3 separate regions of the Mus musculus genome follow, and all the other regions are linked to region 3. The links are chromatin loops, found by intact Hi-C in ENCODE. Cell type or tissue: heart. All regions are shown on one strand. Links, peaks and the distances in the headings refer to the core of each region. The heading gives the core; the rest is flanking DNA.

Region 1 (10,496 bases), core at 648-8,647, 180 kb after region 3:
GCTGGACTTACAGTGCACACACCCGCACCTTGCCTGCCACTGGGACACAATGATAAGACAAGTGTACAGAGCTGGGACGGAGGGAAGGCAAGGCTAGAGAAGGCATTCACTGGGACAAAGCCCATCGCAGATAAGACTGTTGCCGAGGGAAGGGAGGAAGGTGTGGCCCGTACAAGTGGCAGTCATTATTGCCTGGAGATGGACAGTCAGACTGGCCAGAGGAAGTGGCCAGTAGCCAAGTTACCTAAACAACTGTGGCATGCAGGAAAGAAGTTACCTCGCCAGCCTTTGCCCTCACCCTGTAGACAGACAGCGATGGCATAGTCCATAGCCCAGCTGACCAGTGCCATGAGGAGCCCCAACAGAACCAGGAAGATCCAGTCTTCACCGACCCTGGACACCAGGAACTTGTGGCAGCGTACAGAACAAACTGGAAGCAAGGAAGGGAAGATGCATAAAGAAGCTGGTCCCAAAGTGTTCCTACTCTGTACCCTGTTTTTCCCCATCGCCCATGGGCAGCTCTAATTGTCTTTGTCTCCCTCAAAATAGAACACCCAGGTCCCTGCCCCAATCTGGATCTTACTGCGACATCTGGCACATCGGCTCTGTCCATATTCTAGGAGCTCTGGGGTAGCCCGGGCAGAAGGGGACCCCTTCCAGGGCTCAGGCCCTCCCAGGCGAATACGAGCAGCTTCCTCTTTGGCAAAGGCCCCGAGTTCCTGAGTGTACCGGCCATACATCTGGAGCAATGGACAGAATGTAGCATGAGCCTGAGTATCTGAGGTGGGGAGACAGAGAGTTCCTGGGTTTTGACCCCACCCCTCGCTCAGCTCCTGCACTGTATACCCCATCTTGAATCCAGTTTATACTCAGGCTCAGAGTGTGGGAACAATGCACAGTGCAGACTGCGGGGGCTGTCCTGGCCAGAGTGATGGAGACAGACAAGGTACAGGGACACAACTCTGGGGGTGGCAGAATAATCGGTCCTCTTCTAGTAAGTCAGGGGTGGAGCAGGAGGGAAGGGTCCAGAGGAGGGAAAAGATGGAAAAACCTGAGGCAGTTTGAAAGTAGGAAGGGGGAAGGTCAGAGGGGCAGTCAAGGGCATATGTACAACAACAAGAACCTGGTAGAGCTGAGGGCAGCGGAGCTGGGCCTAGGAGGTCCCAGCCCCAATCCTTATCACATTCCTGCTGGGCCTTTGGCCTGTGACCAACTCAGCTGCACCCTTCCCACCCACCCTAATCCCCTTGTCCTCATTCTCCACTCCCAAACCCCCATCAGCCTGTCAGCCCAGCAGACACGGAAAGCCTCTTTGGGTGGATAGGCAGTGCTGGGTGGCCTCAGGCCTACTCTGGAACTGCATTTGGGGCCAGTGACAGGTTCAAGGACCACCGAGGCTGGAGATGGCAAGGCTGTGGCTACTAGGCTGATTGATGGGAAGGGAGAGTGTTATGGCTGGACCTGCCAAGCTGGGCGTGTGTTGGGGGGTGGGGAGGAGCAGATTCTGGCTGCCACCCGCGGAGCTTCAGGACACAAAGGGCTCCTGTTGGGGTTGGGGGGGGGGAGGGAAAGATAGAGACACAGGGTGAGACATAGAAGAAAGGGGGGGGCAGGGGGGGGAAGAGGAACTTCAGAGGAAAGGCAGAAAGAAGAGTCAAGGAAAAGCAACATAAGTGTCCAGAGCAGGGAGGAGGAGGAAGAGTGTACAGAGAAACACAGCAGGTGGGAGGAGGTGAGCAAGACAAAAGGGTGGGAGGGGAAGTGGGAGAGGCCAGAGCAGGGAGCGCTTGACCCTGAGAACTCAGTCCACAGGCACAAGGAGATGGAGCAGCCGCTGGTGCAAAAGAGTTACCATTCCATGTTAGATGCCTGGCTTCCATGGCCAAATGCGCCTCTTCTTGACCCGTGGACGGCCAGGATATGGGCCATCTCCAACAAAAGGGCTTGCCTCCACTATCGATTGGCACTGTACTCTCATACCAGTTATTCTGTTTCACAGTCTCTGGTAATTGGGCACCTCTCTGACTCAGTTACAGCCCAGGCCCTCTCCTACAGCTGTTTCTCCCTGTTATCCTCTCGGGCAAATTCCAGCCTAAGGTGATAAAAAAGAAACTACTGGGCCACTTTCTTTCCTTAGGGCTTGGTCCCCCATTCTGGTGAATGGCTTCTCAGCAATGGTGGTCATGAGTCATCTCAAAGCTCAGGACCCCTGCTTCTTATGAGGTCAAGGGACACTCCATGGGCGTGGGTGGTGGTGGTGGGGTACCTGGCTAGATCCAGCTGGAACAAAGGTTTCAGTTCTCACACCCATTCCTGCTTCCTGCATCGGCCCTAAAGCTTCAGTCCCCAGGGTGGCAAAAAGCCACCTAAGCCACCTTTTCCAACAGGGTCTCCTGAGGAGTTCTTGTCAATGTTGGGCTTGAGCTGTTAAAGGCAGGGGTTGGGTTTGATTACTTCCTACTGTCTTTAAGCTAAGCCTGGGACCATGTACACAGCAGGGACCCAGGAGGGTGTTGAAAGTAGATAGACATGTGGATCAAGTTCAATAGTATAGATGGTGTTCAGAAAGAGCACTGGGCTGCTGTAACTTGGACTCAAGTGGTAAGTGAAGAAAACAAAAACGTGTATGCAGAAGTGGGTAAGAGAAAGGACACCTGGGCCAAGCACCTGGTGTCATTGTCTTCTGCAGGCCACCAGTCTCAGCCAGAAACCAGCAAGCAGCTTTCCAACACTCTGAACCCACAGCCTGGCGGATCCCGAACCTCAGTTTCCATAGCTGAGAAAGGCTGAGGCCGGGTTAGGGTAGGCCATCTGTCCTCACACTTTCCAGGGCAACCTGCAGCATTGGTCCCGTAGGGCAACCCTTGGGTTTCACTTACCAGGGTCTGCTCGTACTGCAGCGCTCGAGGCTCCATCCCTTCCCCCGCCGCCGCCGCCGCGGCCGCCGCAGCCGTTGCAGCCGCCATCTCGGTGCACTGTCCTCTTGCCTCCCTCTGCTTCTCGGCCTTGACTCAGCTCCCGGCCCGCTGAGCCCGCGCCCGCACCCGTCCCGTCCCCTCAGCCCAGGCGGCCGAGTGCAGAGTGCGACGGGTCCCCGGGCGCGCGCCGCAGGCTCAGCCTCCCGCTAGCGTCTCCTCCTCGGCGGGCGGGCCGAGGGCGGTGCCCTGCTTTGCTGCTCCGCCCCGGCCCATCTGCAGGGGCGTCCCTGCCCGGCCGGGGTCTGCATTGGGGCCGCCTCCTGGTGTCCGGAGAGGCGGCAGGGGGCGCTTGAAACACGATCTCGCACCCCTTCGCCACGGAGGCCCGGGATTAACCCAGCGCCCTGAGGGTGCGGGGGCCGGGCGGGGGCGGGTCTGCTGGCACGTGGAAGGGACGGGCTCTCCCGCGGCTGCAGCGTTGTGCGGGAGGGGCTGGAGATGTGGGGACTCTTGAACTGGGGTAGGGGGCTACTGACAAAAGCTAATTCGGGCTCTCTAAGCCAGACCGGACAGGGGCAGCCTCTGCTTCACACTTTCAGGCGGCTCAGACGCATCTGGGAGGATGCCCGAGAGCCGGCTCCCTCCTTGCCTCCCTTTCTCCTTCCTTTCCTCCGGGTTCCCCCGGGAAGGTGCACCTGGAATGGCTAGGCCTGGAAAGAGGGGCGGAGGTGGAGGTGGGAGGGGACGGGAAGGGGTGAGGCCCGAGGGAAGGGAGCTATTGGTGCGGGGGAGGCCGCTCCTGGGAGGCGGGTGTGTGTGTGTGTGTGGGGGGGGGGGGGAGCAGAGGTCGCTCCTCCCAGGCACCGCTTAAGGGGGAATTTGAGTAGCTGCTGACGCCCTGAGGAAACGGCCTACTGAGGCTCCACATTGTCTTTCGGGGTCCTGGGAAGGACAAGAAGAAGGTGTCGAGGGCACAAAGAGGATGGGCAGCGTTAGGTTGGAGCCACTGGAGAGGACAGTGTCCAGAAATCTGTGGAGAAAGAATAGTACCAGGATGAAGACTCATTCAAGAAACAAGAGGGTGCCCAGCACAGGGGCTGTAATGAGAGGAGGTAGCACCTAGAAAGAAGGTATTGCGAGCTGTCGCCTCCCAGTGAAAGGCGCACTTCAGTGTCCAGAAGAGGGTGGTATAGTGGGGTGACAGGCAGTACCAAGTTCAGTTGGCAGTGTTCTAGGGGATCAGTGTGAGGCTAGTGCCAAGCAGGGCCAAGGGAAGACGGGAGTGGCGAGGAGGTGAAGCCCCAGGGGAGGGCACAATGCGGGCTTTCCTTTCCCCGAGAGTGACATCATGGCAAATTCCCAAACCGGACGCACCCGGCTCCGGTGATGTCTAGCTGGTCCGAGCCAGCTCGCACCAGCTTTGGGGATCTTGGTGACAGTCTGAGGGGCTGGGCACCGGGTCCTGGAGGGCTGGTGCTCTGCGGGCGGGGTTCTGCTCCACCTGCCTGCAGCGCGGACTGTGCCCTCGGCCGGCACGCGGACTTCAGGGAAGGGCTAGGGCCGGGCTTCTCTGGGCCAAGGATCAAGGTTCCTGGCTGGGTTAGGCCCCCAAGCTTTCCACGCTTTGGGATCCACAGTCTGAAGAGGGCGCCGTCGAGCCGGGCGCAGCGCGGTACCCCGTCGGAGGTGGGACTTAATCTGTCCCCGCCTTGGACGGAGTCACCGAGTTTTGAGACTCGCCCACAAGGCCCGAGCACCTCGGAGGTGGCCCTTCCCGGCGGAAGTGAAGAAGCCCCGAGAAGGAGGCAGCGGAAGTGGCTGCGTGACTGCAGCCCGTGCGCACGCGCCCTCGGCCTCGTTGCCGCTTTTGGGGCGGTACTCTGCCCTGTCTTACTTTTCTCCACGTGAGGGGGTGCGCGAATCCCCAGTGGTGGCCGCGCGCTCACATCCTCTGCAGCTTTCGTGCCCTTCGCGATGGCGGGCATCCTGTTCGAGGATATTTTCGATGTGAAAGACATCGACCCAGAAGGCAAGAAATTTGACCGAGGTAAGCGGTGTCGGGGCGGTAGGAGGGAAGTGGCCAACATGCCCACCCACCCCAAGTGGCTGGCCCGCCCCACCCTCTCGGTACCTCCCTCAGGAAACAGTTTTTTTTTTTTTTTCGTGAATGAGAAACTTGAGACAGCTTTTTCTATTATATTTGCGGTGCCTGGTGCCCGGTGGGTGGCCCTTAGCTGGGTGCTGGCATACCCCTGGGAACCTTTCTAACTCCCTACACAGTTATTATGTGCTCTACCGTGCTCTGAACTTTATTCTTGGAAAAAGTAGATGGTGCCTTATCTCTTTTGTTACCCCAGGTCTTGCAGCGAGTTACCTACCTGCCTTCCTAACCAATAATTTTGTATTAGCCTAAGAACAAGTTAGCTCTTTCCGAAGCTCTCTGAATTTCATTCAGTTGACCGCTTGGTGTATTTATTTTCCCAACGATCCGGAAGTTGTTTCTTCTTGGTGTCGCTTAGCCTGGAGGCAAATGTCTTAAGACAGATGTCAGTTTTGAATACATCCCTCAGATTCCCTCAGCAGTGTCTCCTGCTAGAAAGAGGAAGTCTCAGGACCAGTGAGACTCTAGTCTAAATCATCCAGGCGTTTTTAGTTAGAGCCTGGAGACTGGCCACTGCTGGAGGAGCTTTGCCGCTTGCTTGGGACCCTGTCACTTGCTGAGGTTACTGCCTTCTTCCCTCTTGTGAATCTGATTCTGATTGCAGTTGTGGGAGGCTGGTGGGTGTGTGCATGTTAGATGATTTGATCTCTTGCATTTGACCCCAAGCTGGCATCGATAGACTTTGTAATCATGTCTGTCATGCACTCTTCCCCAGTATCCCGGCTGCACTGTGAGAGTGAATCTTTCAAGATGGACCTCATCTTAGATGTAAACATTCAGATTTACCCTGTGGACTTAGGTAAGTATTGAATACGGGCAATGGCAAGAGGATTTTGGTCTTAGGTGTCTACTTCTTTACCCTGATGTTGCTGCTCTATTCAGGTGACAAGTTCCGGTTGGTTATAGCTAGTACTTTGTATGAAGATGGTACCTTGGATGATGGTGAATACAACCCCACAGATGACAGGCCTTCCAGGTGAGGTAGCAGTAAACAAGTGACTAAGATAAGAATATAGTGCAGAGAAAGTATAATATGTAGATTATGGATATACATATGTATAACTATATGTTATAGAAAATTTGATTTCTTGGATACAATATGTATTATATACTATGCACATTACATGACAATGTATAACATAAGTTATATAATGTTATATATTAGATATAATATATAACATGTATGTTATAGTATATAATAACATATGTTAATACTATATATAAGTAACTATGATGAGAATGTAATGAAGTAATATAATATATAATTTATTTATATATTATATATAATGTTGTACATTACATATAATATATAGTACATATTATATATTACATATAATGTTATATAACATATGTTCTATATTATGTATATATTATAAAGAAAGAAAAACGTAAGTATATAGGAAAGTCTTTACTTCTAGAGATAAATGATTGCTGTCAGTGGAATCTGAATTACCTTAAAGGCATTGCTGCAATTAGAGTTCGGACAACTAGCTGGGCAGTGGTGGCACACGCCTTTAATTCCAGCATAAGCACTTGGGAGGCAGAAGCAGGCAGATTTCTGTTCAAGGCCAGCCTGGTCTACAGAGTGAGTTCCAGGACAGCTAGGGCTATACAGAGAAACCCTGTCTCAAAAAAAAAACCAAAAAAACAAAAAACAACAAAAAAAAAGAATTCAGACAACTAGACCTGGATGTGATGGCTTTTGTCTATAATCCAGGATTCAGGAGACGGTTCACGAGTTCAAGAAAATGTTTGGCCTCATATCAAGTCTGAGGCTAGCCTTGGCTACATGAGACCTTGTGTCTAAAAAAATTGAAAAAAATTCAGATGACTAGTTTTATTCATTACTGAGAGCAGTGATCATAAGCTTGTGAATTGCATCTATTTATTTATGTGGGACAGGGTCTTCTCACTTTGTAGAGACCTGGTTGACCTGGTCTGTAGATCAGGCTGGCCTTGCACTTAGAGTCACATCTACCTCCTCTGCCTCAGTGCTGGAATTAAGGTTATGTGCCGCCTTTGGTTCAGGGTTAGGTCTTTAAGGCTGAGGAAAGGATTACATAGTAACTTAGGTCTTGTGAGGGAGCTTGGTGTGATAGAAAGACTATGGAGTAGTAGGTCTGGTGACCAGCACCCTTAGTCCCTGCACTTGGGAAACAGAAGCACAAGTCTGTCTGACTGTGAGTTTGAGGCCAGTTGGAATAGGGCTAAAAGGCCACGACTCAACCTGAGTTTTCAGTTCAAAGCCTTCTGTCTCCTCATCAATGAAATACAGATGGTCATGTGTACCTCACAGAATTTCTGTGGGGGCCAAGGAAGGTCATGGTTCTGCATGTGTACCTCATCAGTCTCCATTTCTAAAGTTCCCGTAGACTCTTACTATGAAGAGTGACCAGTCTGTTGTTTGTAGGGCTGACCAGTTTGAGTATGTCATGTATGGGAAAGTGTACAGGATCGAAGGGGATGAGACCTCCACTGAAGCAGCCACACGCCTGTAAGTAACACTGTCTAGGAAAAGTCTTTTCCCTCCCTGCTCTGAGGTTGGGCCAGGCTTTTACTTCTGTGTTGCCGCCCTCTCCCCACCCCCACCCCCCTTTGTTTCTAGTATTCCAAACCTAGGTGGAAGAATTTGTCTTGGGAACAGTTTCCAGCCTGTATGTGGGTCACTCAGCGGCACCATAGTCAGGGTTTTCAAGACCCTGTAGTCCAGAGGAGGCACGAGCTATCTTGCTTTGTGAAGGACAACAGAGCATCTTGCTGGAGAACACGTGCACTATGCATAATCAGGCCTTTTTTGTTTGTTTGTTTGTTTGTTTGTTTGTTTGTTTTGGTTAAGTATGTATTGCTTCTCTGTAGCCCAACCCTTGGATCTTTGGTTTCCCTGCCTGAATTTTTTTTCCCCTTTTCTTTAAAATGATGTTTAAAAAGTGTGGTTGTCAGAAACTTGAAGCACAGAAAAAGAACAAAATGAGAAGAAGAACAATAGTCACCTAGGGAATCTTTTAGATAAAGAGTTTGAGTAGCTGCTGTGGTGGCAGATATCTGTAATTCAGCATTGGAGAGACAGAGGCAGGTGGATTTCTGTGCATTCCAGGCCAGCCTGGTCTACAGAGTGAGTTCCAGGCCAGCCAGGGTTACATAGTGAGACCCTGTTATTTTAAAAACAGAAACAAACAAAGAGTTTAAATAGTTTTTTTTTAAGTGTTTACTTTTCTCTTTAAGACCCTTTACAATATTTTTCTTATTAGTTGAAAGCTCCCCAAACTTTTTTTTTTTTTTTGAGACAAGGTAGCCTGGACTGGGACTGACCCAGGCTGCCTTTGGACTCAGGAGATCCACTTTATTGCCTCCTGCTGCTGGGATTAAAGGCATGAGCCGTTCTCTTGGCTCCTTAGCATTTTCAAAAATGTATTTATTGTATGTGTGTGTGTATCATGTGCAGGCATGAGTCCACCAAGGTCAGAAGAGGAATTAAAGTGGTTATGAGATGCTGTGTGGTGCTGGGAAGTGAACCCAGGTTTTCTGCATTTTGCAAGAACACCTAGTGATCTTCCGGTTGAGCCATCTCTGCAGCTCCTACCTAAACAGTCTAGTAGCTGTATAACGTTGCAGAGAATGGTGACATCTTCATTTGTATGTCTCCTAGCTCTGGACTTAATGCACATGTCTACATGCATTCATTTCTCTCCTAATCTTTGGTTCCCGGTGACAGAATACTAGGCCTTTTTAAACCATGGGTGGGAGCTGCTGGGAAGCAGCTGCTGTAGAGTTTAGGCTCAGGACAAGGGCCTTCTCTTTCAGCTCTGCGTACGTGTCCTATGGGGGCCTGCTCATGAGGCTTCAGGGTGATGCCAACAACCTGCATGGATTTGAGGTGGACTCCAGAGTTTATCTGCTGATGAAGAAGCTGGCCTTCTGAACTTCGTGGGAAACCAGACTTGCTGCTTAGTCACTCATGTCATGGACACTGTTCAAGGCTGTGTAGAAGCTGTCGGTGTTAGCCTGTAAAAGGGGCGGAACTCTGTCCACTGTGGGGACGTCTTCAGTTTGTCTGAATGCAGTGGAAAACCGACTCTCCCTCTCGGAAGGCCGAGAGGGAGAACTTAGCATGAACCTGAAGTTGTATATGATTTTTTTTATTAAAGTTTTCTTTTTCAGACTCTTCTCCATTGTCATTGCGGGTTGGGGAATCCAAGGTTTTGCTTTTTCTGTTTTGGCCACACTGGCCTTGAACTTGATTTTCTTCCTGCCGCCATCCTTCCCCCCTCCCCCCCAAGTTCTAGGATTGCATCACACCTAGCAATACATCACACATAGGCAAATCTCTGTCTCTGTCTCTCTGTCTCTGTCTCCCTTTCGATTTCCTTCTACTTCACCCTACCGCTGTGGTGTGTGTGTGTGTGTGTGTGTGTGTTAAACTTCCATCACCTGAATCCTGGGAATTGAACTCCGATTGTCAAGAGCAGCTTCTTTACCTACTGAGCCTTTTTGCTGGCCTCCAGTTGTGCCTTGATGGCCTGGGTTTGTCACAGGAGCTGGTTTCCCTGCTGGGATGCCTGGGCTGTTTCCTTCCCCATCTCTTTTGGTCTTTACCAGAGGTGTTAGAAATAGTGTTTAGAGAAATGGGCTGAAAATGAGTGGCCTCAGCAGGGAGGAGCAAAGGTGTTTTTTCAGTTTCCACAGTAGGGTGTGTGGGTGTGATGAATTGGGGGATGGGAGGAATCCTGTAATCATATCATGGAGTCAGTGCTTGTCCGGTTGAAGGAAGATGGATTAGGTTACACTGGAAGATCCTTATCAGAAATAGTGATACAACGCCACTGTCACTGCCCTGGCAAAGAAAGAGCGACTTGAAAAGTGTTCTGCTTACAAGCACTTTTTTTTTCCTTCATACATTTATTTTGTCTTATTGTATGTGTGTGTCAGGGAGAAGGTAATTTTCAGGCTTGGTGTCAGCCTTCTTTACCCACTGAGCCATCTGGTGAGCATGCTCTTCGTGTGTGTGTGTGTGTGTGTGTGTGTGTGTGTGTGTGTGTATGTGTGTTGGGGAAGAAATGATGGCATCAGCTACACAGAATGATTGGGTTTAGGCTTTTGGCTTTGGTTTTGAGAGGGCAGGGATGGATCCAAGGCTTACTAGGCAAGCAAGTGTGGCATCACTCAGCTGGATCTTCAGGCAAGGTTTAAAAAAAATTTTTTTAGAGGTGGAGTCTGAGGTGTCAACTGTCTGAAACTTGTTATATAGCCAAGGGTGACCTTGAACTTGTGATCCTCCTGCCTCAACCTCACAAACTGCTGAACTTAAAGGCATGCACCTGGTTTCGGGATTAGAGTCTTAAGAAGGCAGATAGGGTTACATTGTAGAAACCGGTTCCTCCGAGTTGCCAGTGTGGCTGCCTGGGACTTTGTCAGTGCTG
Region 2 (10,496 bases), core at 871-8,870, 130 kb after region 3:
TGGGATTAAAGGCGTGTGCCACCACGCCCAGCTGGTTTGGTTTCTTGAGACAAGGTTTCTCTGTATAGCCTTGGCTGTCCTGGAACTCGCTCTATAGACCAGTCTGGCCTCAGATCTTCCTGTTTCTGCCTCCCAGGTGCTGGGATTAAAGCCATGCACCACTACTGCCCTGCTGATAAAGGTCTTTTACTTTCTAAGTATCTAAGTCTGACCTTGAAATTGATACTTCTGCCTTCATGTCAGAATGTTAAGATTAAAGGCCATGTACCACACATCCAGCTTTAAAGAATATTCTAGAGCATTCATCTATATTTGCACATAAACTTTTTTAAAAAAATTATTTAATATATGTGAATACACTGTCACTTTCTTCAAACACACCAGAAGAGGGCATCGGATCCCATTACAGATGGTCATGAACCACCGTGTGGTTGCTGGGAACAACTCAGGATCTCTGGAAGAGCAGTCAGTGCACTTTTGAGCCATCTCTCCAGGACCTGTACATCAACTCTTATAACTACCCTTCAAAGGATTTTGTGTACTCCTCCAGGCCCATCTTCTGACCTTGGCTAAAAGACGCCCAAGACTGTGAAGTTCCACTCCTTTCTAACTTGATATATCCTGAGAACTCCTTTCAGGCTGCTGCTTGAGCGATCTGGTCACGTTAGCATCTCTGCTTGACTTTGACCTCAGAGTGATAGGGATGGGGAGCAACCTACTCCTGGGAAGGCAATTGCTCCTGATGGGCAGCGCTACTACAGGTTGAAAGCACTAGAACAAAGTTTACAGCTAGTACAAGTGTAAATCCACTACCCTGGGGCCTGGTGTCCTGCAGATGTGTGTATGTCTAACAGTGGGCATAGCACATGGTCCTACCAAACAACCATAGGTAATGTTGACCCAGCACTTAACCTCTGAATACTGTCTAGTACTAAGTAAATGCAATACACGTTGGAAGAATAACTTGTTTGTGTTTCAGAGGCTGTTGCAATTTCAGAGGTGAGTATAATTTGGGAGAGGTTGATAACTTGCTCATTGTCACATGAGAGGTAAGAGACTAGGATTGGTATCTGAGGTATATCTCGTGCCCTTAGTCATTATGGTAATATGTCTCTAGGATTTAAAACTTGGCCTCCTTGGTATGTGTGTGTAGGTTTGTTTTGTTTTGTTTTGTTTTGTTTTTGTGTGTAGTTTTTTTGTTTGTTTGTTTTGTTTTGTTGAGGTAGCATCTCTATATAGTCCTGTCCTGGAACTCCCTATATAGACCAGGCTCAAATTCACAGAGATTGTCTGGGTCTCTTCAGTACTGCGATTAAAGGTGTGCATGACAACACTTGATTTTTTTTTTTCAATTTTGTGTATGGATGTTTTGTTTGGGTGTGTGTGTAGTGGTCAGAGGTGGTCAGGTCTCCTGGAACTGGATTACAGAGCTAGGTTATAAGCTGTTCTATTGGTTTAAGGACTCAGATCCAGGTCGTCTGGAAGAGGAACCAGTTCTTTGAACCACTGAACCATCTCCCATCATCCCTGTAACTCAGAATCTTAGCTGAGAAAGCATCAGCAACTTCAGGTCTCTTCAGTCATCCATCACCTTGTTCTCACTTGGCCCCATGTGTAAAAGGTTTAATCCTTGGATATCAGTAAGTCTGTTGTGCCCCTTCAATATAACTGTTGTCTGAAAGAGCCTCTGTTATTGTCTGATAGTGATCTGATTAGTGCCTTACTGGATTTCTAGATGTAGTAACAATAAGATCAGTTAGGGCACTGGGAGGCAGAAACAGACTGACCTCGGCTTTCCAGACCAGCCTGGTTGCATATTTGCATACTGAGACCTTGTCTCAAAAAAGGAGTCTGGGGGTTCATGTGGGGGCCAGTGGTGTATCCAGTTGTAGAGTGCTTTTCTTGCATGCATGGATCCCTGGGGTCAATCCCCACCATTGCATAAATTGGGTGAGGTGGTACATAGAAGCAGTCATCCTTGCCTACAAACTGAATTTGAGACCAGTCTGAGCTATAAGAGACCCTGTCTCAAGAAAACAAAAAACCAAGGCCAGGGCAGGAAGCAGGGTGGATTGGTGAGCAGGGGAAGGGGGGAAGGGATAGGGGGAGGGTGCTTTTCAGAGGGGAAACCAGGAAAGGGGATAACATTTGATATGTAAATAAAGAAATATCCAATTTTTTTAAAAAAAGAAAGAAAACTAAAGAAAAACCAGGACCAGCAAGTAAGTAAACCTTCTCTGGACCTATAAGACAGAGAGAGAGCCAACTACTAGCAGTTGTCTGCTGACCCTGCCCCCCCCACAAAACAAATATAATTAAAATAAACCAGGTGTGTTGGCTTATACGTGTAATCCCAGCACTCAGAAAGCTGAGGCATAAGAGGTTTCTTTCTTTCTTTCTTTCTTTCTTTCTTTCTTTCTTTCTTTCTTTCTTTTTTCTTTCTTTCTTTCTTTCTTTCTTTTTTTTTTTTTTTTTCCAGACAGGGTTTCTCTGTGTAGCCCTGGCTGGCCTCGAACTCAGAAATCTGCCTGCCTCTGCCTCCCAAATGGTGGGATTAAAGGCGTATGAGTATGTATATGAGTACACTGTAGCTGTAGTTGTGAGCCTTCATGTGGTTGTTGGGAATTGAATTCTGGACCTCTGCTTGCTCCAGTTGACCCCACTCTCTCCAGCCCAAAGATTTATTTATTATTATAAATAAGTACACTGTAGCTGTCTTCAGACTCACCAGAAGAGGGCATCAGATCTCATTACAGGTGGTTGTGAGCCACCATGTGGATGCTGGGATTTGAACTCAGGACCTTTGGAAGAGCAGTCAGTGCTCTTACCTGCTGAGCCATCTCGCCAGCCCCAGAAACCATTCTTAATCTTGATTGGTTAAGTATATAGTCCAGGGAAAGGTATGGAAGGAAATTAAGCTAGACATTCAGGCTCAGCCAGGCGGTGGTGGCTCACGCCTTTAATCCCAGCACTTGGGAGGCAGAGGCGGGTGGATTTCTGAGCTCGAGGCCAGCCTGGTCTACACAGTGAGTTCCAGGACAGCCAGGACCGCACAGAGAAACCCTGTCTCAAAAATTGAGGCTCAAGCCAGGTCTAAAAGAGTTTTTCTAAGAGCTCTCCCTGAGGACTGCTGGATGCGAGTAGGTAAGTAACCATCTGTTTGGATGAAGCTCTGGGTGTCAGAATGGTTTCTGGAAACAAATAGCTTTTCCTCCCATTTGCTTCTGCTACCCCAAGCTACGGATATCCTGCCTTTTTTGCTTCTACATATCCATCTTTCTCCTACTCCCAGACTCCCCTGCCCAATCCAGGTCTTTTTCTCCTGGGGAGAGGTATTATGGGTACTGAGTCTAGGGCCTTGTACATTCCAAGGCAAATACTCCACTGAGCTACATTCTCAGTCTTCTTTCTCGGGAGGGTGGGGAGGAGAGGGTTTCTCTATGTATTTTTATTTATTTATTTATTTATTTATTTTTATTTGGGGGGGGGGGTGAGACAGGGTTTCTCTGTAGACCAGGCTGGCCTCGAACTCAGAAATCTGCCTGCTCTGCCTCCCAAGTGCTGGGATTAAAGGCGTGCGCCACCAGTTTTTTGTTTGTTTGTTTTTTTTTTTTTGCTTTTGAGACAAGATCTCACTATGTAGCCCAATGTGCCTTTGGACACACAAGCCAGTAGTGTAGTGAACTTTCTATCAGACTCACAAGTAGCTGAGGTTACAGGCCCATAGCACCTGACTCTGGCCTTAGGCCATCTCAGTGGTACCAAGTACCTCTGTTCACATTCCAGCACAGCACTGGTCACAACACAAACAAAATTGTTTTCATGTGACTTTTTGTTAGGTAGTTCAGGGGACAAGATTTCACCCTATAGACTCACTTTGAAACCTTTTTTTTTTTTTTTTTTTTTTTTTTTTTGGGTTTTCGAGACAGGGTTTCTCTGTGTAGTTGTGGCTGTCCTGGAACTCACTGTGTAGACCAGGCTGGCTTCGAACTCAGAAATCCACCCGCCTCTGCCTCCCAAGTGCTGGGATTAAAGGCGTGAGCCACCACCGCCTGGCTGAGCCTGAATGTCTAGCTTAATTTCCTTCCATACCTTTCCCTGGACTATATACTTAACCAATCAAGATTAAGAATGGTTTCTGGGGCTGGCGAGATGGCTCAGCAGGTAAGAGCACTGACTGCTCTTCCAAAGGTCCTGAGTTCAAATCCCAGCATCCACATGGTGGCTCACAACCACCTGTAATGAGATCTGGTGCCCTCTTCTGGTGAGTCTGAAGACAGCTACAGTGTACTTATTTATAATAATAAATAAATCTTTGGGCTGGAGCGAGTGGGGTCGACTGGAGCAAGCGGAGATCCAGAATTCAATTCCCAACAACCACATGAAGGCTCACAACTACAGCTACAGTGTACTCATATACATAAAATAAATAAACAAATCTTTAAAAAAAAAACACAGATGTTTAAAAAAAAAAAAAAAAGAATGGTTTCTGGAGCTGGGCAGTGATGGTGTATGCCTTTAATCCCAGCATTCGGGAGGCAGAGTCAGGCGGATTTCTGAGTTCGAGGCCAGCCTGGTCTACAAAGTGAGTTCCAGGACAGCCAGGGCTATACAGAGAAACCTTGTCTCGAAAAAACCAAACCAAAAAAAAAAAAAAGTTCAAGAGCAGTTTCTGGTTAATGAACTGAGAGAGTTATCAGATACATGGCAGTAATTGATTTTTTTTTTTCTTTTTTTTTTGCTTTTTTTCGAGACAGGGTTTCTCTGTATAGCCCTGGCTGTCCTGGAACTCACTCGAACTCAGAAATCCACCTGCCTCCCGAGTGGTGGGATTAAAGGCGTGTGCCACCACACCCGGCCGTAATTGATTTTTGTTTACTAGTTTGTTTAGGAAAAAAAGCCAGCAGAGAAGGGAGCCCTATGTGACAGGCCTCACTGAGTTCAGCAGAAAGTTACAAAACACTCTGCAGGTTTACCTTGGTTCATTCCACAAGTGTATATTTTGTTTTATTTCTTCAAAACTGTTGCTCAGATCTTTAGAGTGATAATTTAGTTTCCTAATGCCCTCATCCCCTGTGTGTGTGTGTGTGTGTGTATCCACAGATATTTATATTGGGGAGTTGTATATGTGTGCATGAGAGGCTAAAGGTCAATTAGTGTTTTCCTGGGGAGCTGTCAACCTTCCTTTTTTAGAGAAATCTTTCATAAATATGCAGCGCACGTGATTCAGGTAGATTGGCTGGTTTGCAAATCCCTGGGCATCTTGCCTTCTCTCAACTTTCTTGGTGCTGGAATTACAAGTCCTGGTCAGCATTTATTTGTTTTGTTTTTAAAGATTTATTTTACTTATAAGTGTACTGTAGTTGTTGATAGACACACCAGAAGAGGGCATCAGATCACATTACGGATGGTTATAAGCACCATGTGGTTGCTGGGAATTGAACTCAGGACCTCTGGAAGAGCAGTCAGTGCTCTTAACCCCTGAGCCATCTCTCCAGCCCCCCTGGCCAGCTTTTAATGTGGGTCTTGGGGAGCAGATTCAGATTTAGTGGTTTTTTTTTTTTTTTGGTTTTTCGAGACAGGGTTTCTCTGTATAACCCTGGCTGTCCTGGAACTCTCAATTTGTGTTTGTAGACCAGGCTTTCTTTGAACTCTTAAGAGTCTGCCTCTGCTTCCCAAGTGCTGGAACTAAAGATGTGTACCATCACATGCTTGAATTTTTTTTTTTTTTTTTTTTTTTTTTTGGTTTTTCGAGACAGGGTTTCTCTGTGTAGCCCTGGCTGTCCTGGAACTCACTCTGCAGAACTCAGAAATCCGCCTGCCTCTGTCTCCCAAGTGCTGGGATTAAAGGCATGTGCCACCACTACCTGGCACATGCTCAATTTTTACCTGAGCTGTCTCTCCAGCTACTGATTATGGTGATTTTTTTTTTTTTTTTGGACTGGTTGTTTTCTGTTACTGCATATTGAACCCAAGGTCTCCCAAATGCTGGGAAAGCACATGACCACTGAGGACTCAGGCCATCTAGAGGATCCTTGTGCCCGCATTTGCCCACCCTGTAGCCTTGCTTTCTTGGTAGCACAGTGATGAAGTTTACATTATTGCCCCCCTCACTTAGGTCACCAATTCTGTGATATAATGCATGCTAGGAGGTAGCATGTGAGAGGGAGAAAGGCCAGTGGGAAAGGCTCTGCTACCTAACTAAATGCTCAAATGCTCAGTTCAATAGAGTACAACTCTTTTTTTTTTTTTTTGGTTTTTCCAGACAGGGTTTTTCTGTAGCCCTGGCTCTCCTGGAACTCACTCTGTAGACCAGGCTAGCCTCAAACTCAGAAATCCACCTGCCTCTACCTCCCAAGTGATGGGATTAAAGGCGTGCACCACCACAGCCTGGCTATTTTTTTTGTTTTTCGAGACAGGGTTTCTCTGTGTAACCCTAGCTGTCCTGAATTAGCTCTCTACACTAGTCTAGCCCTTAATTCACAGAGATTCTCCTGCCTATGCCCCTGGAGTACTAGGATTAAAGGTGTGGACTACCACCACCCAGTTCAAATTTTCCTATTTTTAAAATTTAAATATTTACGTGTATGAATGTTTTGTTTTCATATGTCTGTGCACTACATGCATATGTGGTGCCTTTAGAGGGCAAAAGAGGGCAGAATTCTAACGAATCAGAGTTACACACAGACATGAACTGCCTTATGGGTTATGGGAAGTAAACCCAGATCCTCTTGAAGAGCAGGCAATAAAGAGCAACCAGTGCGCCAACCATTGAACCATCTCAGAAATCTTCAAGATGTGGTCTCTCTGTAACTCTGGCCGTCCTGGAGCTTGCTTTGTAGATCAGGCTGGCCTTGAACTCAGAGATCTACCTGCCTATCTTTCTGGAATGCTGAGATTAAAGGCGTGGCTCGCCACTGCCTGGTGACATTTCCCTACTTTAAAGCTTATGGTAACTGATTCCCTGCCTTAGCCAGTCAGCACACGTACAGCTTTGGGATTCCTTTTTCCATTATTCCAAAGTTTTCATGTTGACTTTTGCGTTTCCCTAGGAGCAACTGATTTTTTTAAAAAAACAAAAGTAAAATTGCTTCTTTAGATTGCGGCAGTTTCTTTGGTGCAATATTGAATTTCCTTTGTTAATAGGTCTATCAAAGATCAAATCTATAGCATTTTCAGAGGCTGCATAATTTGCACACTACACTTACTAGGGCAGGACTGCTTTTTAGATTCCGCACTCTGAGCTCCAGGCCGGCACTTCACTTAGCACTCACGCGCTCAATAAATGCTTGCGCAAAGTATGAATGAACTAAAGAACCGCCAGAGCCTCAGAGGGGGTCGGCCTGGGAGTTCCAAAGTTCGGGAGGGGACACGGGGGCGGGCAGTGGGTGTCACGTGATGGGGCGGAGCAAATCCCATGTGCTTCCCCGGCGCCAGCGCAGCTCCGCCCTCTGCGCCGGTCACGTGGGGCGCTGGCTGCGCCTGCGGAGAAGCGGTGGCCGCCGAGCGGGATCTGTGCGGGGAGCCGGAAATGGTTGTGGACTACGTCTGTGCGGCTGCGTGGGGCTCGGCCGCGCGGACTGAAGGAGACTGAAGGTAAAGCCGCCATGTCCGGGCCCGACCCGGCCCCCCACCCCTCCCCCCGCATCCGCCGCCATCCGGGCCGGGGCCCGCCACCCTGCGCCGACGCCCCGGCGCCCCGGCTCCGAGCCTGCGCCCAGGCCCTACTCGCCAGGCCGATCCCCGGCCCACGTGTGCCGGGCCGGGCCCGGGTGGGGGTGGGGAGCAGGGCCCGGGCGGGGAGGGCGCTGGGGTGGCGGCGAGACAGTCACCTCCGCCCGGCCTGGGCCGCGGCCCGGCGCAGGCTGTGCGGCGCAAACCCGCCACCCCCTCCCCCTGCGGGGCCCGGGCGGCCGCCGGGAAGTGACACGTTGTTCTTTGGCACTGGCCGCGTTGCGCAGAGCTGGGAGGCGGCGGCGGCGGGCAGGGAGGAGCCCCCAGCCCCGCCCGGCGGCCGACCCTCGCCTGCCCCGAGCCGGCTTTCGCGGCGGTCGCCGCCCGCCCTGCTGGTGCGGCCGGACTCGCGCCCTTCCTGGCTTGTGTTCCCGGGCGGCCTCAGGCCTCTCCGGCCCCGCGCGAGTGCCCCGCGGCAGGCTTCGAACCCGGTGTCCCCGGGTGGGGGGTGGGGATATCACGGCCGGAGCAGCCGGCTTCATTTGTGATCCGGGAGCCTGGTGCCAGCAAGACCTGGAATTTCCGGTCTGGTTGGTCTTGGGCCCCGTGGAGCCAGGTTGATACCCCTCACCTCCCAACCCCAGGCCTTCGGATGCCCAGAACCTGTAGGCCGCACTGTGGACTTATTCTTAACCGAGGGGGTGAGTGAGGGGGCTGTTTGAGCAGGCAAGGGTGGGGTCAGGGTGTTGCAGTGTGCTGGTGGGGTCCTCAGGCTGTATGTTTTCTGTTTCTGCATTCACTTGGCACCTCCCTTAATCCGTGTTGGCCCTAGCTCTTGATACAACCTTTCCCCCAGCCCGTTTGCCATAAGCTTGGGTCCTTTCCTCGTTCCGAGCTCTGCTCTTTCCAACAGGTGCTGGGGGGACCCTAATGTGGCACCAAATGAAATGAACAAAGCTCCCCAGCCCACAGGCCCCCCACCCGCCAGGTCCCCTGGACTCCCACAGGTAATCAAGGCTAAATGATCAGGACTCCGGCGGGGTGGAGGTCACGCAGCTCCCAGTTTTCCCACCCCCATCTGTGTCAGGGCAAAGTGCAGCTGCCTGCTGCCAAATTGAGATAGGGCCCCTGGCTGTCCCTGGGGCTGTCACAGGGAGGGAACATGTGGACTGCTGAGGCTGTTACTACAGGTCTGCTCCCCATACTTCACCAGCTTGGGTTTAAGCCCCACCCAGGCTTCCCCTCTTGCTGAACTCTGGTCTCTCCCCTTCAGCCAGCGTTTCCCCCGGGGCAGACTGCACCGGTGGTGTTTAGCACGCCTCAAGCGACACAAATGAACACGCCTTCTCAGCCCCGCCAGGTGAGGGACTGTGGCTTGAGTAGGCTTGGGTGGGAACTGGGAAAATGAGCTGCTGGTTTGGGGCTAGTATGGGAACTATGGACACTGTATACTTGCCCCTCCATTCCTTGACAGTTGCTCTGAGTTCTTACGTGCTGTTAGTTACTTAGGGTGGCTGACCCTCTGTGAAGTTCGTAGAGTGTGAGAGTGGTGTTACTGGGGTCTTTGAGCCTTTGGAAATTGGAGGCTGTCCTGTGGGCCCTGCTGCCAGCTCTTTACTACTATACTAGGAGGTTGGCATTACCCTGTTCCTCTTCTCCCGTTCTCTTTGAACTGTAATGAGATAAACATTCCAGCTGTGGTTTTATTTTTTTGTGTTCTCCAAGTTCTCCCCAAGTGGAAGGGTCTTTTTCCTACCCACTTCACTCCCCCTAACCCCACTCCATCACCTTGGGGATAATTGTCGTCTTTCCTGTCCCCATGTGCTCTCAGGGAGGATTCAGGTCTCTGCAGGTAATACCCCTTTTCTAATCCCAAGCCACCTCTTTGGTGTCACCCCATCCTCCACCCTAGTCCGTAGCTAGACACAGATTGGGATGGTCACGGTGGGTGCCTTGTTTGCACTTTAGGAGTTTGAGTCCAAATACTGCATGTTAGAAGTCAACTGTTGACAAGCAAAGTATCCCAGAACTGGGAGACTGTTGCATGTAGCAGTTAGCCTCGGTACTTGAAGGGATCGTGCATGCTGGGGAGTCTGTTGTCCAGAAGGGCATGATGTTATCTAGCTGTTAGGAGGCCTCTGGAGGGGTAGTCTGGAGGTGACTGAGTGTGCATGGCAGGGACAGTTACAGGACACAAAGTTTTCATCCAGGTTAGAAGGCAAGTGTAAGGAGGCCACTTAGCCATCAGTTGGTCATGTGGGGCTTGGGAAGGATTGATCGCCATGCGCTGAAGTGCTGTACTCTTAAGACTGTATGGACATTGTGGAATGCTGATTTTGCTGTTTATTCCTCCCATTTTGACCCCACTTGCTTTCTGTTTTCCTAATAGCACTTCTACCCTAGCCGGGCCCAGCCCCCTAGCAGTGCAGCCTCCCGAGTGCAGAGTGCAGCCCCTGCCCGTCCTGGCCCAGCTCCCCATGTCTACCCTGCTGGATCCCAAGTAATGATGATCCCTTCCCAGATCTCCTACTCAGCCTCCCAAGGAGCCTACTATATCCCTGGACAGGTGAGGCTGGGGCTGGAAGTCAGGTTACCTAGTGTGTAGTCCTCCTCCACTTTTCCTACCCGGCCTTCTGGACCCATTCCTCTTATAGGGGTGGGACTTGTGGTCATTGTCCAGGTTTGGCTTACCCTACTTCACAATGTGATGTGTGTGGTGTTTGTAGTTTTTCTCATCTCTTTCTTTTCCCTCTTTTCTTCCCCAACCCCCTTCAGGGGCGTTCCACATATGTTGTCCCAACACAGCAGTACCCTGTGCAGCC
Region 3 (10,496 bases), core at 1,212-9,211:
GGCTGGCTTCAAACTTACCATGTAGTCTAGATTGGACTCGAACCCATATCAGGTCTCTTGCATCTGCCTTCCTAGTACTTAGGGAGAAACTTTGAAGGTATTGGAAATTAGATGTGGGGATTAGCTGTAGAGCTATTGAGAGTGCCCAAAGAAATCTGCAGGCCTCCTGTTCTGGACATAAACTTTAACACTGTTTCCTGCAGTCCATCTTTGGCTGGAGACCTGATTGTAGGTGTGGAACCACAACAGACCAGTTTACTTGAGTCCTCTTTCCACAGACATGGCCAACCTATCGCTTCACGACCATGATGGCTCCAGTGGCGCCTCTGACCAGGACACACTGGCTCCTTTGCCGCACCCAGGAGCTGCCCCTTGGCCTATGGCTTTCCCTTACCAGTACCCACCACCTCCGCATCCCTACAACCCACACCCAGGCTTCCCAGAACTGGGCTACAGCTACGGTGGGGGCAGCGCCAGCAGTCAGCACAGTGAAGGTAGGTCAGAAAGACCCAGCCAGAAGGATCAGCAGGGAGCCCAGGTCACCTCTGCACCTCCATCCTGGGCCTGTGTGTTTCCTACAGGCAGTCGGAGCAGTGGCTCCAACCGAAGTGGCAGCGACCGGCGCAAGGAGAAGGACCCAAAAGCTGGGGACTCCAAGTCAGGTGGTAGCGGCAGCGAGTCAGACCACACTACACGCAGCAGTCTGAGGGGGCCACGGGAGCGGGCACCAAGCGAGCGATCAGGCCCAGCGGCCAGCGAGCACAGCCACCGCAGTCACCATTCGCTGACCAGCAGCCTGCGCAGCCACCACACACACCCAAGCTATGGCCCACCCGGAGTGCCCCCTCTCTATGGTCCCCCGATGCTGATGATGACCCCGCCGCCGGCAGCCATGGGTCCCCCAGGAGCCCCTCCAGGGCGTGACCTGGCCTCGGTGCCCCCGGAACTGACGGCCAGCAGACAGTCCTTCCGCATGGCAATGGGAAACCCCAGTGAGTTCTTTGTGGATGTGATGTGATCAGGGCCCCTCTCCAGCTCTTACCTCTCAGCCGGCTGCACCCCCATCTCCATCAGTCGGCCTTTTTTTTTTTTTTTCCTTTTTTTTAAAAACACTTTGGTACCTGAAAGGGAAATAAATGGAACTAACTGCTACTGTTTGCTGGTAGCAGCAAGGATGAGGGTGTCTCTACTCATCCATGCTACAGCCCCTAACCTGCCTCTAGTCCAGCTGGTGCCTCTGCCCACTAACCAGCCCCCATTCCACCCAGTTCTGGAATTCCCAGGATTTTTCAAGTCCCTGGCTCTGCACTGCTGTTGTTAACTCCTGATGCTCCACTCGCACATTTAGGAACTGACCCCTGGGGTGTCACACCTTAAGCCCACCCTTTCTACCCTCAGTCCCCTTTTGCCCACCTCCTTAAGCATGTGTACAGAGTTCTTGATATTGCCCCACCATACTGACACCGAAAAAAGGTCTTTTCCTTTCTAACTGCCCTGCCCGCTGCGTCAGACCTTCACCCTACAGCTGTAGCCACCTCGAGTCGGCATCTGTGCTGTCTGTCCCTGCTTGGACCCAATCAGAACCCCAGAGAGCCTCCCCTCAGCTGCCAGGGCCACTAGTGGCTTCCAGGGACTATCTCTGCTAGGCCTAGACCCCATCCATGCCTGTCCTGTGTGCTGGTCCCCTGAGATCTAACCCTACTAACCAATAGGCTCATCTAACTTCTGAGCCTGAAACAGTTTTCTTCTTTTTTCTTCCTTCAAATTTCCCTGGGCCTGGAGCAGCCAAGAATTTCGGGCTCTTTGACTTTCTGTGAGTCCCCAGGAAGGGGAGGCCCAGCCTCCAAGGAGACCAGGAACTCTGCTTCAGCAGCCCCTCAGGGCTTCCCAAGGATGTCCAACCCTCACACCCACACTACAAGGTCACTAGGCTTCTGGGAAGGACCTCAGCTTCCCCCAGGTGTAAGACTGTTCTTCTCAGAGAGAAGTAGAGAAGTTTGCTTCCCTCCACCTCGTACACATAGATATATACATACACGTGAGTCTCTCTCTCTCTCTCTCTCTCTCTCTCTCTCTCTCTCTCTCTCTCTCTCTCTCTCCGTACACATAGATATATACACACACGTGAGTCTCTCTCTCTCTCTCTCTCTCTCTCTCTCTCTCTCTCTCTCTCACACACACACACACACACACACACACACACACACACACACACACACACACACACACACACACACACGCCTCAGGGCTGGTCCCTGACCGGAGGGCTGGACCCTTCTTCCAAGTCATCCCTAGATATGGGGCTGGTCCGTGACTGCCCTCTCCTCTTCCTGCTAGCCCTTACGCTTCCCATACATGTTCCCAATGTCTTTGTACTTGGATAAAGCCCAAAAGATGGGCTCCACAGAGGGCTGTCCAGGTGACTGACAGGCCATTCTCTACTTCCCTCCTACACCCCCACCCCACCCCCATATCCTTATAACTGTTCTGTTTTCATCTTCTCCATGAGACCTGGGAACACAGGCCAGTTGGAGCTTAAGCAGACAACTGGGACTTCCAAACAGCTCCAGTTATTTTGAAAATTGTTTTCTACCTTAAATCACAAATTTCTCTTTAAAACTCTGCTATATAAACTCTGACTTATCCAGACTCTTAACTCTTCAGGGCAAGGGTGTCAGCTGGGAACATAGCTCTGTAGTGTCTGCCTAGCATGCCCCAGCAAATGTCTCCCCCCATCAGGATGTCCTTAGTCCAGGTTTGGGGGCAACTTGAAGTAGGGCTGTTTTGCCATTCATTCATCCGTTTAACACCTTTTCTGGGATTTTAATGAACAAAGGGCTATGTTAGAAGCATGATTTGATCTTAGCTGTCTTCGGTTCTCTCTAACTCTGCCTTTTCCTGTGATCTTGAGAATCCCTCGTCAGTGCTCACTTGTGCGCTGGACGCCAGTACCCTTGTCATCCTGTCTTTGGCTCACATCTCCTCCTTTCCCACTCCCATGATAGTGTCAGCCATTCTCTTCTTAAGCTGTTGATATGCTGGCCACTTCTAAATCTGGATCTCCAACCCCAGCTTCCCCTCTCTTTAGACCTGTTTTTATTACCCACTGGACATCTCCACAGGCATGTCCATAATAGTCAAGCATTATTCCTCTTGAATTCCTGTCCTGGTGACCTTCGTTACAAGCTACACCTACATGGTATTAGTCAGCATCACACACCCTTCTACTCTTGACACTCTGAAGTTCAGCTGTTCCTCTCCCTTTCTTAATTTACAGAGCATGGGATTTGGAGTCAAGTTGGTTTGGGCTTGAATTCCAGCTCTCATTTTTGGTTGTGTAAAAGAGTTATTTAACCTCTCTGGAGCCTCAGTCCTCCCATATGTAAAATGATGATAATAATACCTACCTCACAGGGTTGTTGTGAGGAATTAGATATTGTACGAAAAGTGCCTAGCACAGTGCCTGGCACACAATAGAGTAGGTGCTCAATAAATGGTAGCTATTATTATTATTATTATTATTATTATTATTATTATTATTATTAATTTACTCTAAACCAGCAAACTTTTAGGGTATATTGGGAAGAGAAAACCTTTGCAAAGATAGATATGAAGCCTTGAATGATAGTTCAGGAGTTAGAAGTTTTTGGGTTTTCGCTACTTAGAAGGAGATTGCTAGGAATAGTAGGGTTAGCAACCAGATTTAAGCACCCACCCACTTCCTTTCTGCCATAGAAGTCTCTGGCCTGTTTAGGCAGCAGGATGTCTCTGTCTCCTGAGAGAAAAACCAAATTTTCCTGATTTGGCAATAATCAGACAGCTGTTTGTGTCCAGGTTGGCTCTTCCTCATTCTCTCAGTTTGGATATCATAGGAAATCTTTTCTCTCCTTTTTTGTTTTTATGAGACAGGGTTTCTCTTTGTAGCCCTGGCTGTCCTGGAACTTGATCTGTAGACCAGGCTGACCTTGAACTCAGAGTGCTGCCTGCCTCTACCCCCCCCCCCCCCCCCGCCCCAGTGCTGAGATTAAAAGCATGTGCCACCACTGCACAGTTGAGAAATGGGATTTTTTTTTTTTTCGAGACAGGGTTTTTCTGTAGCCCTGGCTGTCCTGGAACTCACTTTGTAGACCAGGCTGGCCTCGAAGTCAGAAATTCTCCTGCCTCTGCCTCCCAAGTGCTGGGATTAAAGGAGAAATGGGATTTTAAAATCCCATGCCCAACTAAACTGGAGTAGAGGGCAAAAGGGGTCTCTTATGTAGCCTGGGCTGTCTTGAAACTCTCTATTTAGACCAGGATGGCCTCAAACTCACAGAGATGCTCTTGCCTCTGCCTCCAGAACTCTGGAATTAACGGCATACGTCACCATCACACCACAGTCACAGATTTAGCTGAGGAAAACATTAACGTTTAGCTGTCTTCCTTCCCAGCTTTTCTGTTTGGATAATTATCCCTGAGAAAGGGATCAGTCCAATCCTAGAATATATATAAAATACATACAAATAAATTTTATATATATATATAAAAACACACACACACACGTTTGGGAGAATCAAACGTGGTGTTTAAAAAAAAAAAAAAACAGTAAATTCAGCAGTAACAAGCTTATGCCAAGTTGTGTTTGTAAAGTAGCCAGTCTTCGAAATCTGGAGACAATAAAAGACTATAGTAATTCAAAATTTACAATTGGTTTCGACAAATAGCTTTGGTCTCTTAAAGCTACCCCACTTAACTAGGAACAGGAAGGGTCGCAGAGACTACACTTCCCGTGATTCTCAGTGAAGCAAACAATGGTTGGAGTGTATCACGACACGTGTTGCTTGCAAGGCGCACTAAAGCTGACGTCTTCTCTGTCTTGAAGGCTGTCGGTAGTTGTAGTTTTGTTGAGCCTAGGGCGCTCAGATGTGTCAGCTTGAAAGCTGCGGGGACTGACGGGACTTGTAGTCGCCGCTGGAGGCGAGCGCGCAGGCGCAGCTGCGATCGGGGCGGGGTGGGGCGGGAGCACTGCAGTGAAAGCCGAGGCAGCAGACAGGCGAGCTGGGGGCGGGCGGACATCTTGGGATCCGAGAGTGGCCAGGCCGGCCTTGTGGGGGCTGCTGACTCCAGGTGAGCTGGGAGGCTTGACTTAGAGGTCCTTATCAGGCGACGAGGGTGCTGTGGTAGCCTGCCTTGCCCTGCACGGTGCTGGGTGGAAAACTGCCCGCACCGGGGAGTGGCCTCAGCCTTCAGACCCGGGAGGGAGTAGACAACCGGGCGGGGGTGCCTTGGGCGCGATTGCAGCAAGGGCGGGGAGCAACGCCTTCCAGTGACCCGCCAGGCGTCTCCGGGAAGAGACTAGGGCTGGAATCCTAGAGCGGGAGACGCCGCGCGGCGCCCCATCCCTAGAATCCTGACAACCGCTCAACCCCGGGGTTTCCTATTTCCCCATCCCCCAGGACATTGACATCCCCTGGTGCCACTCCCTTGGACAGTGACAGGTCTCTCTCGAACACTGAGAGATTCCATCCTCCTGGTTTACCCCCACGGCTCTTGTACCTCAGACCTGTGACAGCCCCCGCATCCCGTGGTGACATCTCCCGGGCCTAGATGTCTTCTCCTCCCTCAGCTGAGAAAAACTCCACCAGCCCCCTATGCTTCACTAACAGAAGAGTAGGCCCTGTCTCTCAGCTTTCTCTTTTTCTTGTCTATCTCTTTTCGCTGTTTTTCGCTCCTCCCAAGCTCCTATGACCTTTGCCATAGGAGACCTTTAGGGACTCCCACAGCTGTATTTGGTGCTTTGGGGTCATCCTGGTCTTTTGCTAGCAATTCCAGCTAACCCTTTCCTTAACTAAATATTGCATTTTCGTCCAGGACACACACACACCGCCCCCCCCCCCGAGGTCACACACACCATCCCCCACCCGAGGTTGATACCTGTGGACTTGGTCCTTTGCTCAGCGCTCAACCTCCATTTTGCATTTTCTTTCTCACCTTCTTTGGACTTGTCACTGGGCTTCAAGGGTTAACTTTTCAGTTTCAAAAAGTCTGTTAAACTAACCTCAGTGAAATTAATATCTGGACTAATCCAGAAATCTAGAACCAGATTAACCCCGTTACTCAAATATTCTACCTTAATTTTGACCAAAATAATTTGGGCAGTCGAGGCATTCTGTTATCCCTGCCCATTGCTTGGTAAACACCAGGCCAGAAGTGACTGACTTGGCAGATTTGGAGACACAATTTAGATGGCAGGATTAATGCTACTACATACAGACCTAATTTTTGTCACACTTAGAAATTTTGAAAAGACAGTAACCAGAAATAACTGTAAAAGGGGCTCAGCATTGAAGAGTTCTTACTGCTTTTCCAGAAAACCTGAGTTCAGGTCCCGGCACATGTCATTTGGCTCAGTACCACCCTAACTCAGGCTTGAGGGGTGGAGGGCAGTGTTCAGTCTAACACCTAGCTTCCACACATACAGCACACTGGCATGTACCTGTGTGTCGGTAAAAATGAAATCTTTTAAAGAACTTATTAAGCGGGCCTCTGTTCCTTTGTCTGCTTATCTCTCTGCCTGGGAAAGATGTGCCTGCTTCAGCCACCTTCCTGGCTCTGTGTTAGAGCCTAAGGGCCTCTTCCCTCCCAGCCCCACCTCACCCTGCACACCCTTTCCTGGAATGTGTAGACTTCTAGAGGGTCATGCTCCGTTGCCTTCTTGGAAGGGTAATGCTTGCTCTAAAGGTTATGCCTGGTGGCAGGCCCAGGCTCAAGCCAACTAGAGTAATCCCTCCCGCCACGCCATTCCTGCATCTGCAGGCAGGCCTTCTCTGTGACTCACTGGAAGCAGCAGGAGTGAGAGTGCACAGTAGGGGGCTGAGCTCGGCCTTGTGGTTACTTTCCTCAGCCCTCAGAAAAGGCTGGATAAAAATGGCCTAAATCCCCGGGCCTCACACTCTTAAAGTGCTGTCCCCTATCCAGTGTGGAAAAACAGGAACTGGAGCCTCGGGAGGGCTGCGGAGGACTTGGGAGTCACTTGCTAGAGGACTGAGTCAGGAAACAAGGCGGGCCTGTACAGCCCCATTGGCGTGGACGGGTTCTAAAGATTTCCCCTTTCCCTAATCCCCCCTCCCCTTTCCTACCTAGGTCTGTTCTCAGAGCAATGGGTCACAGAGACTGAGCTGCCACCATGATCGGAGGCTTATTCATCTATAATCACAAGGGGGAGGTGCTTATCTCCCGGGTCTACAGAGATGACATCGGGTAAGTCCCTTGACTGAGCATGCTGTGTTTCAACCTCCCTGTTGCCTCAGCCTGAGCATGCAATATAGCCTGGTTCCCATTGGGCACTGGCCTAGCTGCTAGGCTCCAGGCCTCGGAATGACACCTCCACCCCCTAGGGTTAGGAATCCCTGCCCTTCCTGCTCCCTGTGTCTTTGGGGTAGGTCTGGTGGCTGAAGACCAGGTGCTTTTGCCTGGTCTTCCTTTTAGAAGGGAGCACTCTCTCCAGTGGGTGTAGTTAGTGTGTGTGTGTGGAGATACTAATCCATCTAAATCTTGCTTTCAAATCCTTCTCATATTGAGAGCCTTCCCTAGATCCCCTTAAAACCTCTCTGTAGTCTGCTGACTCAGCTGTTTTCAGTTCTCCTGGGCCCTCCCTGGTTGTGAACCGGCTTACTGTGCTCTGCGGGTCATGCTGCCTTTGTAGCTCATCTGGGTGGAGCTGGACAGCTCCTAAGACCTCCTAAAGTCTCACTTCTCACTCTGCCTCACACTCTGGCTGCTTGCTAAGAGATCCTCCACTGTCTAGCCTGAGGCTAGGCTCTTCTGTTTCTTCCTGCCTTGGTTTTCTTTCTCAAAAGAGCTTGAGATAAATAGTCTCAGAATAGACCTATGGTAGCTCTCCTACCTTCTTGCCTCCCTGGCTAATGGGCTAGCTTGGTGTGGCTGTATCCATTTTTTGGTGGTAAAGCTAACCTAGACTTAGTTTGTGGCAGTGCCTAGCCTAAGTGAACCTGGCTGGTTCCACTCCTTCCTGCTACTCCCAGCCTGGATGGTCCTGGTTTATGCCACAGCTGGGCCACATGGCACCCTGCATGCCTTAGCGTGCTCTCTACCTGTTGCCTGTCTTGTCTGCTTCTCCCTCATGGTATGTGCTGCCCACCTTGGTGTGTTGTGTGTCGTCTAACCCTCTCTCTCCTTGCTGTCAATCTCCTCCTTGCTGACGTCATTTCTCTCATCCCATCTCATTGGCTGATGTAGCAATAGGTAAGCAGCCTGTGAAGCTGCCGCTCAGGTACAGGGGGTCCTGCCCCCCCAAATTGTTTTCCTTCATCATTTTTCATCCCCTTCAGAAGTCAGACCTTAGAAAAGAAGTGGGTGGCACAGTCTATAGCCCCTCTCACCCTTTAGAGTAGACTCTTCCAAGGTCATACTAGTTTTATTCAACTCCCTGAAGAGTTAGCTTTCCCCACTGATGGACCCAACAGAGATCTCTTTCTCTGCAGGCCTGGAACTTCCTGGAAAGCTAGAGTGGGGACAGCTGGGGTGTATCTGGGAAAGCAAGTCAGGCCCAGGAGTCAGTTTATTAACACTACAGGCACTCTTCCCGTTATTATCATTTGAGTTCCCCTTTAGGTAGCAAGCCAGTGCAGAACCTTCTCCCAGGACCCTGCAGGTGGTATAAGAAGGGAGCCCTAGTGGTTTAGGCCTTGACTTATGAATATATGTCAGATTTCAGTGGTGTGGAGGGTGGGGCAGCCAGCATCTGTAGGTGATCCTCAGGGGGTGAGGTCTGCCTAAATACTGAATTGCCTCTTTGCATCTTTTCCCTTAGGAGGAATGCTGTGGATGCCTTTCGGGTCAATGTCATTCATGCACGGCAGCAGGTGCGCAGCCCTGTCACAAACATCGCTCGCACCAGCTTCTTCCATGTTAAGCGGTCCAACATCTGGCTGGCCGCAGTCACCAAGCAGAATGTCAATGCTGCCATGGTCTTCGAATTCCTCTACAAGATGTGTGATGTAATGGCTGCTTACTTTGGCAAAATCAGCGAGGAGAACATCAAGAACAATTTTGTGCTCATATACGAGCTGCTGGATGGTGAGACATTGGAGGATTAAATGCCACTGTGGGGAGGGGCCTAACTGAGAGGGTCTTGTTTTAGAGTAGAATATGAAAATAGGCCAGCACGAAGTTTTAGTCTTTGCTGGGGCTAGGAACCTGACTGTGGGGTTTGGTGGCCAAGCCACCTGTATTAGCCTAAAATCTTCACAAACTGAACTCAACTCTTATCTCAACACTCCCTCAGAGCCTGGAGAAGAGGAAGTCCTGTAGGTCCCTTGGTTGTCCTCTTTCCTCTTGTAGTATCTGTGACGACTTCCCTTTCACCACCATCTGTTTTCTGGAGAAAAGGAGGGCTCAGGGTTTTTTTAATCCTCTTACCCACTCACTGACCATGTGACTCTTTCATGATTTTTCTTTTTTACATTTGAAGAAAAAAGTTGTATTTTCGTATGAAGAACAAATCCTAAGCTGAGTGCTCTAAGCTAGAAGACTTGGCTGTAGGTGATTCTGTACAGCACCAGGACCTGTTCTATGTTCTAGGCAGGGATATCCGGGCCAGAGGAGGGACTGGAAGGAAGGAATCTTTTGTTTTCTCCAGAAACTAGTAATTCCCTTCTTTTTTTGTTTTTTTGTTTTGTGTTATTGAAACAGGGTTTCTCTGTGTAGCCTTGCTGTACTAGAACGGGCTCTGTAGACCAGGCTGGCCTTGAACTCGGCCACCTGCCTCTGCCTCCTGATTTCTAGGATTAAAGGCATATACCTCACTGCCAGGCTGTAATTCCCTTCTTTTTACAGAGATTCTGGACTTTGGCTACCCACAGAACTCAGAGACAGGTGCACTGAAAACCTTCATCACCCAGCAGGGTATCAAGAGTCAGGTACTTGAGTTAATTGTATAGCACACAGGGTGGACCCCAAACTCCTTTCCTTCCTATTGATCCCTGGCCTTGTTCTAGCTGACTCATGAGCTTGCCCTTGACAGGAAGTGCTGGCCTCAGCCCTCCTACCATGACTGCAGGCCTTTTTTGCTCTGGGTAGCTAGCTCTCCTACCCCAGAAGCTGCCAACTCAGCATCTCTATTACCAGGAATACAGCTCAGTTGGTTTCTTCTACACGGGGGACAGGGGTGTGTCTGCTCTTCAGGCCTTGTGTTCCTCAGAAAAGCACGTGGGCTCTCCTCTCAGACTTGAGCCTTATCGCTTTCTCCCTTTGTTTGCTTACCATGCTGCTTCCTGTTGTGTTGGCCCCTTGCTGGCTCTGCGGCTTCTAGCATCAGGTAAGTTGTTCCCTCACTTCTCCCACTGCAGCTTCACTCTGTTCTGCAGATCCTGCCCTGTAAGGGTTGTGAGGAAGGAGGGAGAGTGACGTGATACAGTGGGCAGAGGGTAATGGGACGGGGAAAGGGATGAGGTCATTGGCCACCTTTATCCCATATAGACGAAGGAAGAACAGTCCCA

The links. Peaks named below come from ENCODE experiments on the same cell type or tissue, not always from the same donor. Only the 100,000 strongest peaks of a DNase experiment are listed, where the experiment ranks them.
Region 1: it touches region 3 in a loop (2.1-fold over the local background); 2 of 42 quality-filtered maps call a loop at or near these places.
Region 2: it touches region 3 in a loop (1.9-fold over the local background); 6 of 42 quality-filtered maps call a loop at or near these places.

Annotation. Positions count from the first base shown.
Region 1 is chr16:20,713,030-20,723,525 of GRCm38, forward strand. It overlaps Clcn2 (chloride channel, voltage-sensitive 2), which reads right to left and starts at 3,607. Exons shown (of 24, transcript NM_009900.2): 1 at 2,880-3,607; 2 at 584-740; 3 at 299-430. The coding sequence starts at 2,966. Polr2h (polymerase (RNA) II (DNA directed) polypeptide H) reads left to right here and starts at 4,797. Exons shown (of 5, transcript NM_145632.2): 1 at 4,797-4,965; 2 at 5,795-5,878; 3 at 5,962-6,055; 4 at 7,490-7,573; 5 at 8,881-9,236. The coding sequence starts at 4,893. The coding sequence ends at 8,998. In heart, for the core only: CTCF peaks have their summits at 3,253 (motif pointing left) and 4,562 (motif pointing right); DNase peaks (open chromatin) are centred at 3,232, 3,662 and 4,692; H3K4me3 peaks cover 5,082 bases; H3K27ac peaks cover 4,522 bases.
Region 2 is chr16:20,665,281-20,675,776 of GRCm38, forward strand. Eif4g1 (eukaryotic translation initiation factor 4, gamma 1) reads left to right here and starts at 7,447. Exons shown (of 33, transcript NM_145941.3): 1 at 7,447-7,596; 2 at 8,588-8,681; 3 at 8,948-9,034; 4 at 9,506-9,526; 5 at 10,064-10,240; 6 at 10,450-10,496. The coding sequence starts at 8,622. In heart, for the core only: a CTCF peak has its summit at 4,261 (motif pointing left); DNase peaks (open chromatin) are centred at 6,811, 7,441, 8,551 and 8,751; H3K4me3 peaks cover 2,208 bases; H3K27ac peaks cover 1,713 bases.
Region 3 is chr16:20,530,499-20,540,994 of GRCm38, forward strand. Dvl3 (dishevelled segment polarity protein 3) reads left to right here. Exons shown (of 15, transcript NM_007889.3): 14 at 279-494; 15 at 582-3,515. The coding sequence ends at 1,018. It overlaps Ap2m1 (adaptor-related protein complex 2, mu 1 subunit), which reads left to right and starts at 4,982. Exons shown (of 12, transcript NM_009679.3): 1 at 4,982-5,103; 2 at 7,120-7,236; 3 at 8,810-9,075; 4 at 9,835-9,917; 5 at 10,310-10,315; 6 at 10,477-10,496. The coding sequence starts at 7,163. In heart, for the core only: no CTCF peak of the experiment used is centred there; DNase peaks (open chromatin) are centred at 4,903, 6,923 and 7,673; H3K4me3 peaks cover 3,322 bases; H3K27ac peaks cover 1,884 bases.